Linked DNA regions of Homo sapiens: region 2 is linked to region 1. Evidence: chromatin contacts called from ENCODE Hi-C or POLR2A ChIA-PET data. All regions are on one chromosome and are shown on one strand. The core of a region is the stretch at or near the end of the contact, and the rest is flanking DNA. Distances in the headings are between cores, read along the strand shown. Region 1 has its middle 31 kb from the start of UBAC1. Region 2 has its middle 19 kb from the start of CAMSAP1-DT.

The links. A loop is a pair of places that touch in the nucleus more often than their neighbours do. ChIA-PET counts read pairs that join two places held with the same protein, here RNA polymerase II (POLR2A). Pooled maps may share reads with other maps.
Region 2: a loop to region 1 is called in a pooled map, with 2.2 times the contacts of the local background. The contact joins two enhancer-like sites. A Hi-C loop is called at or near these places in 2 of 50 pooled maps. POLR2A ChIA-PET finds 5 or more read pairs at or near these places in 2 of 52 experiments (AG04450 and activated T-cell).

Annotation. Positions count from the first base shown.
Region 1 is chr9:135,991,581-135,994,158 of GRCh38, reverse strand. No RefSeq gene overlaps it. Among named protein-coding and RNA genes, the nearest start is that of UBAC1, 31 kb to the right of the region's middle. RefSeq lists enhancers at 523-1,200, 1,181-1,240, 1,201-1,878, 2,556-2,578. Within about 2 kb of position 1,303, at least 34 of the 41 ENCODE cell types and tissues checked have a DNase peak (open chromatin) inside an H3K27ac peak, as active enhancers do.
Region 2 is chr9:135,925,681-135,928,258 of GRCh38, reverse strand. No RefSeq gene overlaps it. Among named protein-coding and RNA genes, the nearest start is that of CAMSAP1-DT, 19 kb to the right of the region's middle. RefSeq lists enhancers at 1,299-1,348, 2,385-2,464. Within about 2 kb of position 1,283, at least 8 of the 41 ENCODE cell types and tissues checked have a DNase peak (open chromatin) inside an H3K27ac peak, as active enhancers do.

The DNA of each region.
Region 1 (2,578 bases), core at 54-2,553:
AGGAGCAGGCTCTGCAGGGTGTCCAGGACACAAGAGGGAAGGGCGGGCAGGCAGCGGCATGGCCCGAACCCAGGCGCGATGCTCAGAGCCCAGGCCTACCAGAGCCCCACCGGGAAGGGAGGAGGGCCAGGCAGCCACAGAGCTCCTGCAGCCTTGAAGGCTGGGTCAGGAGCAGACACCTCTCCCGCCTGGCTCTGCAGTGCCTGGGTCACTGGTGCCCTCGGAGAGCCGGCCAGGCCAGGCAGACCCGCAGCAGCAGTAGTGGCGCGCGCCGCTCCCGGGACCGCGCTTTTCCGCTGCCGCACTGAGTTATGTGCTGGCTGCTTTTGTATTTAGAGAGTGGAGCAGATGGTGGGTGCAGTAACACTTTAAATTAAGGATTCCAAATACACATTAAATTTAGATTTAATAAGACAGTTATTGTATGGAAATTCAGGCCCGCCGATTATTTTGAATATTGGAGTCTGATCACCTACAGCTCCGATGGCTGCGATTTCCACTGAAGGCGTGTGGCAGCTTGTCTACCCAAAGCCCCCGAGGCCCACACCCTCAAGCTCCAGAGCCTGCCCCTCCGTTCCTTCCTCAGGGCCCAGGAGGCCAGTGAGGGGCAGGACATCACAGTGGCTCCTGCGGGGTGAGCCCCCCACGGCCGGGAGCTGTCCTCGGCGGCCTGGCAGATGCCCTGGAATCCACCCGTTTTGTCCATTTTGCAGGAAAGGAAACCAAGGCTCAGAGGGGAGAAGCCATGTGGCCCAGGCCACTCTTACAGGACCGGGCTGGGAGAGGGGACACCCATCTGCAGGGCAGAGGCTGGCCCGGGAGGGGAGCCTGCTGCCGCTGGACATCCTGGGCCTCAAGGACAACCTTGAGGCCTAAATCCCCAGCCTGTCCTGGCTGGTCGGGGCTTCTTCCGTCTCTCCCAGGAGAAAAGCCTCGCTGAGCGAGGGCAGTGGGGAAAGGGGGCGGGGGCACTTCCCGGCCACAGCCCCTCCCCCAGCAGCAGCCTCCCTGTGCTCCTGGTGGGTGGAGCAGCCTCGGGAAGGGGGATTCTGGGAGCTGGCCAGCCCCCACTCCCCGCAGGCCAGCCCATCTCAGCCCCCACAGCCCCAACTTCCCCTCAAACCAGGGGCGGGAAGCTGCTAAGTGCTCAGACGATTTCTTATGGCCACGATAAATCTGGTCTTTTTGTCCCTCCAGAAAAAGAAGGGGGGCAGTCAAGTCTCCACACCGGACGAAGCCTGAGCCCTCGCAACTGCCGGCAGAGCCACGCCCGCCCGGCCACAGTTCCTGTAACCGGCAGCTGCACTGTTTGTAATCACTGCTTGGCAGACATTTATCATCCGCTCCGGGGAGCAGAGAGGCCTCAGTGCAGGCGGGTGGCCTGGCCGAGGGCTGGGCTGCCCCGGGAGCCGCATGGCCTCTCTGTGCCTAGCCTAAGGCCCTGCAGGTGCCCAGCAAGGCAGGAGCACCCCTAGCCTGGGCAGGAGGCTGGGATGCTGGAAGTGTCAGGGGCCTTCAGAGCGTCTAGCCAGGGGCCACCTGCCACCTGGGAGCCGGGCCAACCAAGGTAAAGCCCTGCCTTCCTCCAGGAAGGGGGCCCTGGCGTGGGGCCAGGCTCAGCGCTTTCCTCTGCCCCTCTTTGTCACCTCCAAGAAAGGACCTTGGGATGAAAGAGCCGGGAGATCCCAGAGGGAGGTGGCTGCCCTAGGTGGGAACATCAGGACCCCCAGGGCAGGGGTGAGCCGTGGCAGGGGTCTTCCCTGTGGCCAGTTGAGCTCCAAGGGTCTGTCCCTCACCCTCTGGGTAGGGTGGCCAGAGGGAATACATAAGAATACTTAACACCCAGTGAAATTCTCATTTCATACTAACAACAAATCAATCTCTAGTGTATGACCCATCCAATTTGGGGGCATATTTCTATTTTAAAAATTCATTGTTTATTTAAAATAGAAACTTAGGTGGGTGTTCTGTTCTTTTCTGGTGAGCTTCCCTTACCCCATGGGGTCTCCCCTTGCTCAAGACCCCCAGCTCTGTTCCCCGCCAGACCCCGCTCCATCCTGTCTGGTCCTCTGCCGGGTCTCTGCCATGTGGTCTTGGCCACCCCGACCCCTGTGCCGAGAACACCTTCCCTTTTGTCGTGGCCGCCCCAGCAGGGAGCCTCTTCGGACAGGGCGAGTGGTGCCTCTTGTTCACGTGACAGCGCACTCACAACTCCAGCAACGTCCTTGTTCACAGCCCTCGTCCTGGTTTTCCAAGAACCCGTGTTTGTATTTTATTTTTCCAGACCGGTCTTACTCTGTCGCCAGGCTGGAGTGCAGTGGCTTGTGCAGTGCAGCTCACTGCAATCTCCATCTCCGGGACTCAAGCGATTCTCCCACCTCAGCCTCCTAAGTAGCTGAGACCACAAGTGTGCACCACCACACCTGGCCAATTTTTTTTTTTTAATTTTTGGTAGAGATGGGGGGTCTCACTATGTTTCCCGGGCTGGTCTCGAACACCTGAGCTCAAGCAATCTGCCCACCTCAGCCTCCCAAAGCGCTGGGATTACAGGCGTGAGCCACCATGGCCTGAACTCGTA
Region 2 (2,578 bases), core at 34-2,533, 66 kb after region 1:
ACAGGTGCCACAGAGCAGGAGGTGTGGTCAGGTGGGGCCTTCCCGCCCACAGCACTGGCTCTGTCGCCAGAAAGATCCTCCTCGAAGTGAGCTCGGAAGCGGACTCTCCCAGAGGGCAGGGGTGGCAGCTGCGGGGCTGTGGTACACTCTGCCTGCGGCGTCGCCCGTGTGTGGTTTTTGAAGTGTGTGTGTGGTGGTGTGGTGTGCGTGTGTGCTCTGTGTGCATGCACAGGCGTGCATGTGTGTGTGTGTGCTCTCTGCATGCAGAGGCGTGCGTGTGTGTGCGTGTGTGCTCTGCGTGCACAGGTGTGCGTGTGTGCTGTGTGCATGCAGAGGCATGTATGTGTGTGTGTGCATGCACAGGTGTGTGCATGTGTGCTGTGTGCATGCACAGGCGTGCATGTGTGTGCATGTGTGCTCTGCATGCATAGGCGTGCATGCGTGTATGCTGTGTGCATGCACAGGTTTGTGTGTGTGTGCGTGTGCTCTGCATGCACAGGTGTGCGTGTGTGTGCATGTGTGCTCTGTGTGCATGCACAGGCGTGCATGTGTGCGTGCGTGTGTCGTCCAGGGGAGCATCACGGGGAGGCCAGGCGTGTGCCCAGCTCCCCAAGCAAGGCCTCCTGGCTTCCCTTCCGGCTGTCCCGTGGCTCCTGTGTGGCCGGGGCCTCTGGTGTGGGCCGGCAGCTCTTGGCCCCCAATGGGGATGGAGCAGCTCCAGGGTGCCTGGGACCAGGCTGGCACTGCTGGCAGAGTCAGTAGGATGGGTGCAGCCCCTGGGGACAAGGACAGGAAGCAAGGGCAAAGGCACCTCCAGGACAGGCCAGGACAACTTCTTGGCTTCCACGCAGCCTTCCAGAGCAGGGCCACAATGCTGTCCCTGTTCCAGGCTTTGGAATGTCCTAGAGATGCTTCTCAGGTGGCCAGCCCTGAGTCCTGCACTGGAACCCAGAGAGGCAGGGCACATCCCCAAGGCCACATTGCCGTGGTCACAGAGCAGGTTAGGGCGCTGGGGGATCCCCGCCTGGCCTGCCCAGGAGAGAAAGGGCTCTCTGTGCGGCCCCGGTGCTCGAGTCCTGGAGGAGCCTGTGGCTGCAGGCTCTCAGATCTCCTCCCTTCGGGCGGGGTCTCTGGCACCTCTGCCTCTGACTCACTGGCCACCAATGGTGTCAGCAGAGGGAGCGGGAGTCCCCGGCTGCCTCAGCAAGGCCCTGTGGTGCCCGCCTGACTCTCAGGGCCTCTCGCTTTTGTTGTCCTGAGTCACCACCATCAGGAAGTCACACTGCCCTGAGGCGGCTGCGTTGCCAGGAAGCCTAGGCCACGTGGAGAGGCCACTCCAAGAGGCCACATGGATGTGCTCAGGGTGACAGCCAGAAGCGACCGCCACAGGTGGAAGTGAGGAACACACTGAAGGCCTCGCTGTGGTTGGGTCACCTGGCCGTTCTCTCCACGGCGAAGTGGAGACCACCATGGCACTGGGCCCTGCCTGGGTTCCCTTCCCGGGGCCCTTGAGTGCGGCACGATAAAGGCTGTGCGCAGCTGCCACACCTGGTGTCACTGGTCACTTGGAGTCACTGCAGCACCAGCTGAAGGAGAGAGGGTCCGGCTCAGCTGAGAGGCCGCTTCCCATCCAGTGACTGGAGGCAACTTTGTTGGAGAGTTTTCCAGCCTGAGACGGATGCAGGGGAATTTGGAGACTGGTCCCAGCCAGGGTGCATCCCAGGGTGTGGTGGGGGCTGCCCCAGTCGGCACGTCCCGCAGATCCTCACACCCTCTGGCCACTGAAGACCTCTGAGGCCAGCCTAAGGAGGGGCCTGCAGGGCTCTCCTTGTTTTTTTTCTTTGAGGCGGAGTCTCTGTCGCCCGGGCTGGAGTGCAGTGGCAAGATCTCGGCTCATTGCAACCTCCGCCTCCTGGGTTCATGCCATTCTCCTGCCTCAGCCTCCTGAGGAGCTGGGACTACAGGCGCCCAGCACCACACGCAGCTAATTTTTTTATTTCTAGTAAGACGGGGTTTCACCATGTTGGCCAGGCTGGTCTCGAACTCCTCATCTTGTGATCTGCCCACCTCAGCCTCCCAAAGTGCTAGAATTATAGGTGTGAGCCACCACAACCGGCCGTTGTTTTTAGGTTTTATGTATTTACTTTAGAGACGAGGTCTCGTTCTGTCACCCAGGCTGGAGTGCAGTGCAGCCATCACGGCTCATTGTAGCCCACAACTCCTGGGCTCAAGCATCCTCCCGCCTCAGCCTCCAGGGTAGCTGGGACTGCAGGTATGCACCACTGCGCACAGCTAGTTTTTAAATGTTCTCTAGAGACGGGGTCTTGCTGTGTTGCCCAGGCTGGTCTTGAACTTCTGGCCTCAAGCAATCCTGCCTCAGCCTCCCAAAGCACTGGGATTACAGGCATGAGCCACAGGGCCCGGCCTCTCAGTGCTTTCTGAGAATGAGCTGCTTTTCTCTTCCGCCCCCAGACCTGAACCTCAGTGTTCCTGGAAACTCCCACGCTTGCATTCTGATGCTGAATTAATCACCGTGTCCCCAGGTGGCTGCTCTTGCCAGCCAAGCACTGAGGCCTCC